Regions from separate parts of the Homo sapiens genome. Here region 2 is linked to region 1. The links are chromatin contacts, found by Hi-C or POLR2A ChIA-PET in ENCODE. All regions are on one chromosome and are shown on one strand. Each heading gives the region's core, a stretch centred on a gene start or an enhancer-like site at or near the end of the contact. The rest is flanking DNA. Distances are from core to core; before and after follow the strand shown. Region 1 holds the start of DENND5B (DENN domain containing 5B). Region 2 has its middle 9.4 kb from the start of LINC02422.

The links. A loop is a pair of places that touch in the nucleus more often than their neighbours do. ChIA-PET counts read pairs that join two places held with the same protein, here RNA polymerase II (POLR2A). Pooled maps may share reads with other maps.
Region 2: a loop to region 1 is called in a pooled map, with 5 times the contacts of the local background. The contact joins the enhancer-like site here to the promoter of DENND5B in region 1. A Hi-C loop is called at or near these places in 5 of 37 single-sample maps with no recorded cell type and 5 of 50 pooled maps. POLR2A ChIA-PET finds 5 or more read pairs at or near these places in 1 of 52 experiments (activated B cell).

The regions. Positions count from the first base shown.
Region 1 is chr12:31,589,729-31,592,511 of GRCh38, reverse strand. DENND5B (DENN domain containing 5B) reads left to right here and starts at 1,376. Exons shown (of 21, transcript NM_144973.4): 1 at 1,376-1,806. The coding sequence starts at 1,680. It overlaps DENND5B-AS1 (DENND5B antisense RNA 1), which reads right to left and starts at 2,589. Exons shown (of 3, transcript NR_046909.1): 1 at 2,393-2,589. RefSeq lists enhancers at 566-795, 2,776-2,783 and silencers at 1,226-1,515, 1,586-1,855, 2,006-2,345.
Region 2 is chr12:31,895,246-31,897,945 of GRCh38, reverse strand. It overlaps the pseudogene RPLP2P4. Among named protein-coding and RNA genes, the nearest start is that of LINC02422, 9.4 kb to the right of the region's middle. RefSeq lists a silencer at 1,865-1,964. Within about 2 kb of position 1,250, at least 18 of the 41 ENCODE cell types and tissues checked have a DNase peak (open chromatin) inside an H3K27ac peak, as active enhancers do.

The sequences.
Region 1 (2,783 bases), core at 127-2,626:
CTTTCATTTCAAAATTGAAGAAAGAAAGTGAAGATACAAGCTACATTAAATGATGGTATGCACGCACATGTATCTTCTAGGAAGAACATTATTCAGTCAAATAATCGAGGTTCTCTCAGGCAACCTCTCTGGAAGGTTTGCTTGTATGTCTAGTGGTAGATGCCCCAAATCCCCAAAGAAGAAAGCAGGGAGTGGTGTGGAAGGGGTTGCCATGTGGAGATGAATTGCATTCAGTTTTCTATCTTTTAAGTTTTATTTTTACTTACATGGCCGGGCACAGTGGCTTATTATGCCTGTAATCCTAGCACATTTGGGGGCCAAGGCGGGAGGATCACTTGAACCCAGGAGTTTGAGAGCAGCCTGGTCAATACAGTGAGACCCTGTCTCTTAAAAAATTATTTTTTAAATAAATAAATGTTATTTTTTTACTTAGATGGAGACAGAGTCTCCCTCTATTGCCCAGGCTGGTCTTGAACTCCTGGTCTCATGTGATCTTCCTACCTGGGCTTCCCAAAGTGTTGAGTAAATTACAGGTGTGAGCCACTGAGCCCAGCCAGTTTTCTTTCAAAGGAAAAAGAACTGGTTGTCGAGTTCCTTCCGAGAAGGCAAAAGACAGCTGAGCAGGGCAAGAAAGCCGTGCCTTTGGGAGGAGCAGAGTTCATGGTCTAATTCCTGTTGCTTTAGCCTCCGATTGTTACTTGCGGGGAGAGCCGATAACATCGGATGGGTACAGGGCTGCGGAACTGGAGCGCCTTGGCTATTTACACTGACCTGGAAAATGTCAGGATAAATGACAGAAGGCGGGGGTTGGTGACTGCACTCCTTCTAGAAGTCTCAACGCTTTGTGGGTATTGAGTTGTGTTTTTTCCCCCTCACGGTTGACTTGTCACTAAGTCACTAAGGATGGCCTGTAAATGGGGTGACGGCTGGGGGAAGGGAGGACCTTAAAGTGAGACAGGCACCCCCACACAGGTCACAGTTTAAAAGACGATGGTTCAGACCGTTATGCGAAATGATCTCAGAGCGGCTGTTCACCTTCCCCAAAGCTGCATTAAAAGAAATAAGGATGGGTGACAACCCCTTTAGAAGACAGACCCCCACACTGAGGCTAGCCCTCTTATCGGCTGGCCAGGGCGAGGAGGGGTGTGTGCAGGGTCGCCCTCGATGCCGCAGCCGGGGCCAGTGGGCACGAATGCGGCCCCACGCCAGGCTTGGCCTCCGAACCCGCTAGGCGCGCGCGCACGGTAGAAGCGCGCGCCTCCGTCCCTCGCGAGCGCGCCCCCCACCCCTCTCCGTCGCACGCGCCGAGCCCCGGCGCCCCCGCCCGCCCCGCGCTCCCACAGCCCGAGCGCCGCTCAGCTGACCCGCGGGCGCCAGACGCGGCGGCTCTCAGCTCGCGAGCGCAGCTGCGGCTGCGAGGGCCTCTCAGGCCGACACTCCCCCCGCGCCCCTCCCCCACCCGGCCGGGCTCCGGACCCGCCGCGCGCGAGCCCGCGGCCGCTTCCCCCGCGCCGAGCGAGGAGGCAGGCTGCGGCGGCGAGAGGCGGCTGCGCGGCCATGGGCGCGCCAGTGTCGCCCTAGGGCGGGCGCACAGACCACAGCCGGAGCGGTGGTGGCAGCCTCCGCAGAAAGCCTTCCCGGGCGGCGGCGGCGGCGGCCCCTGGAGCAGCGCGGCCGGGATGAGCGGGAGCTGCGCGGCGCCCGGCCCGGGCTCGGGCTCCTCCCCGGCCGCCTGCCGCTTCGCGCACTACTTCGTGCTGTGCGGGATCGACGCGGACAGCGGGCTGGAGCCTGACGAGCTGGCGGGTAAGGCCAGGGCTGCGGCGGCGCTGAGCCCCCTCAGGGGCGCGGGGGACGCTGTGGGGACGCGCGGGAGGCGGGGTGCAGGCTCCAGACAAAGTCAGCTCCCGGTGGCGCCCTCCCGCCGCTTTCTGGCCGAACTGGCGCTCGGGCGCGATTTAATGACATTGTTATTTATTCCGCGTGCGGGCTTTGCGGCTGCGCCCACCGGGGCTTTCGCCTCCAGGCGCTGGGTTATTAATAACAGGCGCGGGGGTGGCCCCAAGGGCACGGACCCCGCCTGGCGCGCCGGCCCCTTCGCTTGCAGCCGCACTCGGAGGCGGCCGGTGAGTCACCGGGCGCGCGGGCTGCCCCCCGACCGCCGTGCCTGCCTCCCACCCGCCAGCCACCCGGCCCCGGCCGCGAAGTTTCGGCCCCGCACGTGACGCGGCTTTCGGGCCTCTTCGGGAGACGGGGAGTCGGACTCAGCTCGGCTCCCGCCGGGGTAGCGTCCGCGGAGGAGCCGGTGGCCGTGCGGAGCGAGCGCGGGGCGGGGACCGGTCGGACTCTGCCCTCTGCGCCGCCTGCCGCTCTGCGGTGCCGGCCAAGTCACCTTTTGGAATCCTGTGGATTTGGCCGCGTCTGGGAGCTGGCAGGGACCTTTGGACGCTCGGGACCCAGCACCGCGCTTTGTTGACACTGCCTACACTGTTCCCGAGTTTAAATTCAGTTGGGTGCACCGTGTGTTAGTGCCTGGTTTTCCCGGAGGGGTACCGGTCCTTCCGCTTGACTCATTTGATGGCGCAGTGCGGGGCTGTGCTGGGCAAACGACGCCGTTAAAAGGGGCCGCTAAAGGGCGATGGGCGGGGGCAGGGCAGCGGAGTGCGCAGTGTCGAGAGGAGGCCGGGGAGAAACAACTGATTTCATTTTTCACGCCTGTTCCTTTCTGCTTGCCTCCGCGGGATCTGAATCTTGATTTGTTGTTGTTGTTAAATGGGTGAGAG
Region 2 (2,700 bases), core at 1-2,500, 310 kb before region 1:
ATTCAGCTCACTGATGATCTTGCTGCACTGGTTGCCATTGGCCTTATTGCTTATATTGTACAGGATCTTCTTGACGTCCTTGGTGCTGGGCAAGGGGTTGCCCCCGAGGGCAGCCAGTAGGTAGGAAGGACGACCTTCTGTGTCCCGGAGGAAAAGAAAGCCACACCTTCCTCTTTTAGTTTGTTTCTTTTCTTATTCCTGTGTTGCTGCTGAGAAACCCAATCCAATTCCGACTCCCCCACCACCCTTTTGTGCCACCCTTCTACCCCTTCTGGAAGCCTGAGAATCTCCTGTTTGTCCTAGATATTTTACATTTCACAATCATATGCTTTAGTGCAGGACAATTTTCATCTATTATGATGGACACTTTCAATTTGGTTCTTCTATTCTGAGTGTGTTTCTTCAACTATTTCTTTTTTTTTTTTTTTTGGAGATGGAGTCTCGCCCTGTTGCCCAGGCTGGAGTGCAGCGGCCCAGTCTCAGCTCACTGCAACCTCCGCCTCCTGGGTTCAAGCGATTCTTCTGCCTCAGCCTCCCAAGTAGCTGCGACTACAGGTGCATGCCACCACACCCAGCTAATTTTTTGTATTTTAGTAGAGACATGGTTTCACTGTGTTGCCCAGGCTGGTCTTGAACTCCTGAGCTCAGGCAATCCGCCCGCCTCAGCCTCCCAAAGTGCTAGGATTTCAGGTGTGAGCCACCACGCCCAGCCTGAACTATTTCATTGTTGATTTCTTCCCCTCTGTTTTACTCTTCCTGGAAATTCTATTATTTGGCTGCTGAACTTCATAGATTTCATAAATTTTCTTACCTTTTTTCTCTCATTTCCTATCTCCTTGTCTTTTTGCCACGCTTTCTGTGTAATTTCCTCAATTTTATCTTTCAATTCTTCATTAAAATGTTCATTTCTTATCATGTCTTTAACGTCTAAAATTTCTTCTTGTTCTCTGAATGTTCCTCTTTTTACAAAATAACATCTTGTTCTTGTTTTCAGAATGCAGTATCTTTTCTTATCTTATCTTTCTCAAGACTGAGAAATGGAAAACTACAGAAACCACAACTTGAAAAACAGTACAGAGACCACAATTTGCAAGACAGATAAACTATGTCAGCAACAGCTCAGCTTGGACCCAGGTGTTCAGGAAACAAAACCACAGACTTTTTCACAGACAGCCTTGCCTAGCCTATCGACACAGTCAGTGACTCAACTTTGCAACTTTTGACCAATTCTTTCCTGCCCTAACTCTACCCTTCCTTCCTGCCCCTCCCCCAACTCTTGTTATCCCCGCCCTAAAAGCATCCTTTGGCTAACGCCTCCTCAGTGAAACTGTATAAAACTCAAATGTTAAAGCTACTCGGCGTCCATTTGACTGACTCCATTTGCTCACTATCTCCCTTGCCTGGCACATTTCTAATAAACTAAGCTTCCTTAGTTATTGTTATTTGTTATTTGTTTGTTCTATGTTTTAACCATAACAGATTTCTTTGCTGCTCTTTTATGAGAAACTTTCTTTTTTTTTGAGACAGAGTCTCACTCCGACGGGGTTTCACCATGTTGGCCAGGCTGATCTCAAACTCCTGACCTCAAGTGATCCGCCCGCCTCAGCCTCCTAAAGTGCTAGGATTACAGGTGTAAGCCACCGGGCCTGGTCTTTTATTTATTTATTTTTTTGAGATGGAGTCTCGCTCTGTCACCCAGGCTGGAATGCAGTGGCGCTCTCGGCTCACTGTAACCTGCACCCCCTGAGTTCAAGTGATTCTCCTGCCTCAGCCTCCTGAGTAGCTGGGACTACAGGCGACCGCCACCATGCCCAGCTAATTTTTGTATTTTCAGTAGAGATGGGGTTTTACCATGTTAGCCAGGATGGTCTCGATCTCTTGACCTTGTGATACACCTCCCTCGGCCTCCCAAAGTGAGTGAGGGAGCCACCGCGCCCAACCGGCACCTGGTCTTTTATGAGAAGCTTTGACTGAACATGAGTTAGTTTTCTTTCATCCACATAGTATTCTGTTTCTCCAAGGTGCTTTCCCTGCTTGTGTGCTTTTTGTCTTGCATGATAGAGGCTTACTTTAGAGTTCTGGTAATTTTTGGTTTCTTACGATGAGGAATGAAGGACTACAGCTGATTGGAAGTTTGCAGTATATGGAGAGCTCTTGTATTTCTGAGTTTACTGTAGGGCCATTTATTTGTTGGGTAATCTTATCAGTTTCTCTTCTTTCCTCTTGGGCTGCTTTGATTCCTGAGAGAAAGGTGTGACAATCCCCTTCCTAGAGGGTAAAGATCTGGCTGACATGGTTTGGGCACTAAATGATTGATGAAGGCTGTGAGGCAGGAGGCAGGGGCTTAGCAATCAGCAAGCATGTGATTGTGTAAACCTCCATTTTTGTTTGGTATCAAAGCTCTCAGCTGTACTTGATGTTTCCCAGTCCACAGACTCCAACTTCTGCTGAAACTAGGGAGAAACAGTCATCCAGCAGCATGAGAGCAGGTAGAAGATCTGGGTCTGTTTGTGATTCTACAATATAATCATTTCTGTTTTCAATTTTTCTCTACTGTTGCCACATAATTCAGCTTTCTCAGTTCTTCTGAGTTAGTCTGCAATCATCTCTTTGCTTTTTAGCTTTCAAAGGTTTATCATCGGCCAGGTGCAGTGTGGCTCATGCCTGTAATCCCAGCATTCGGGAGGCTGAGGCAGGCAG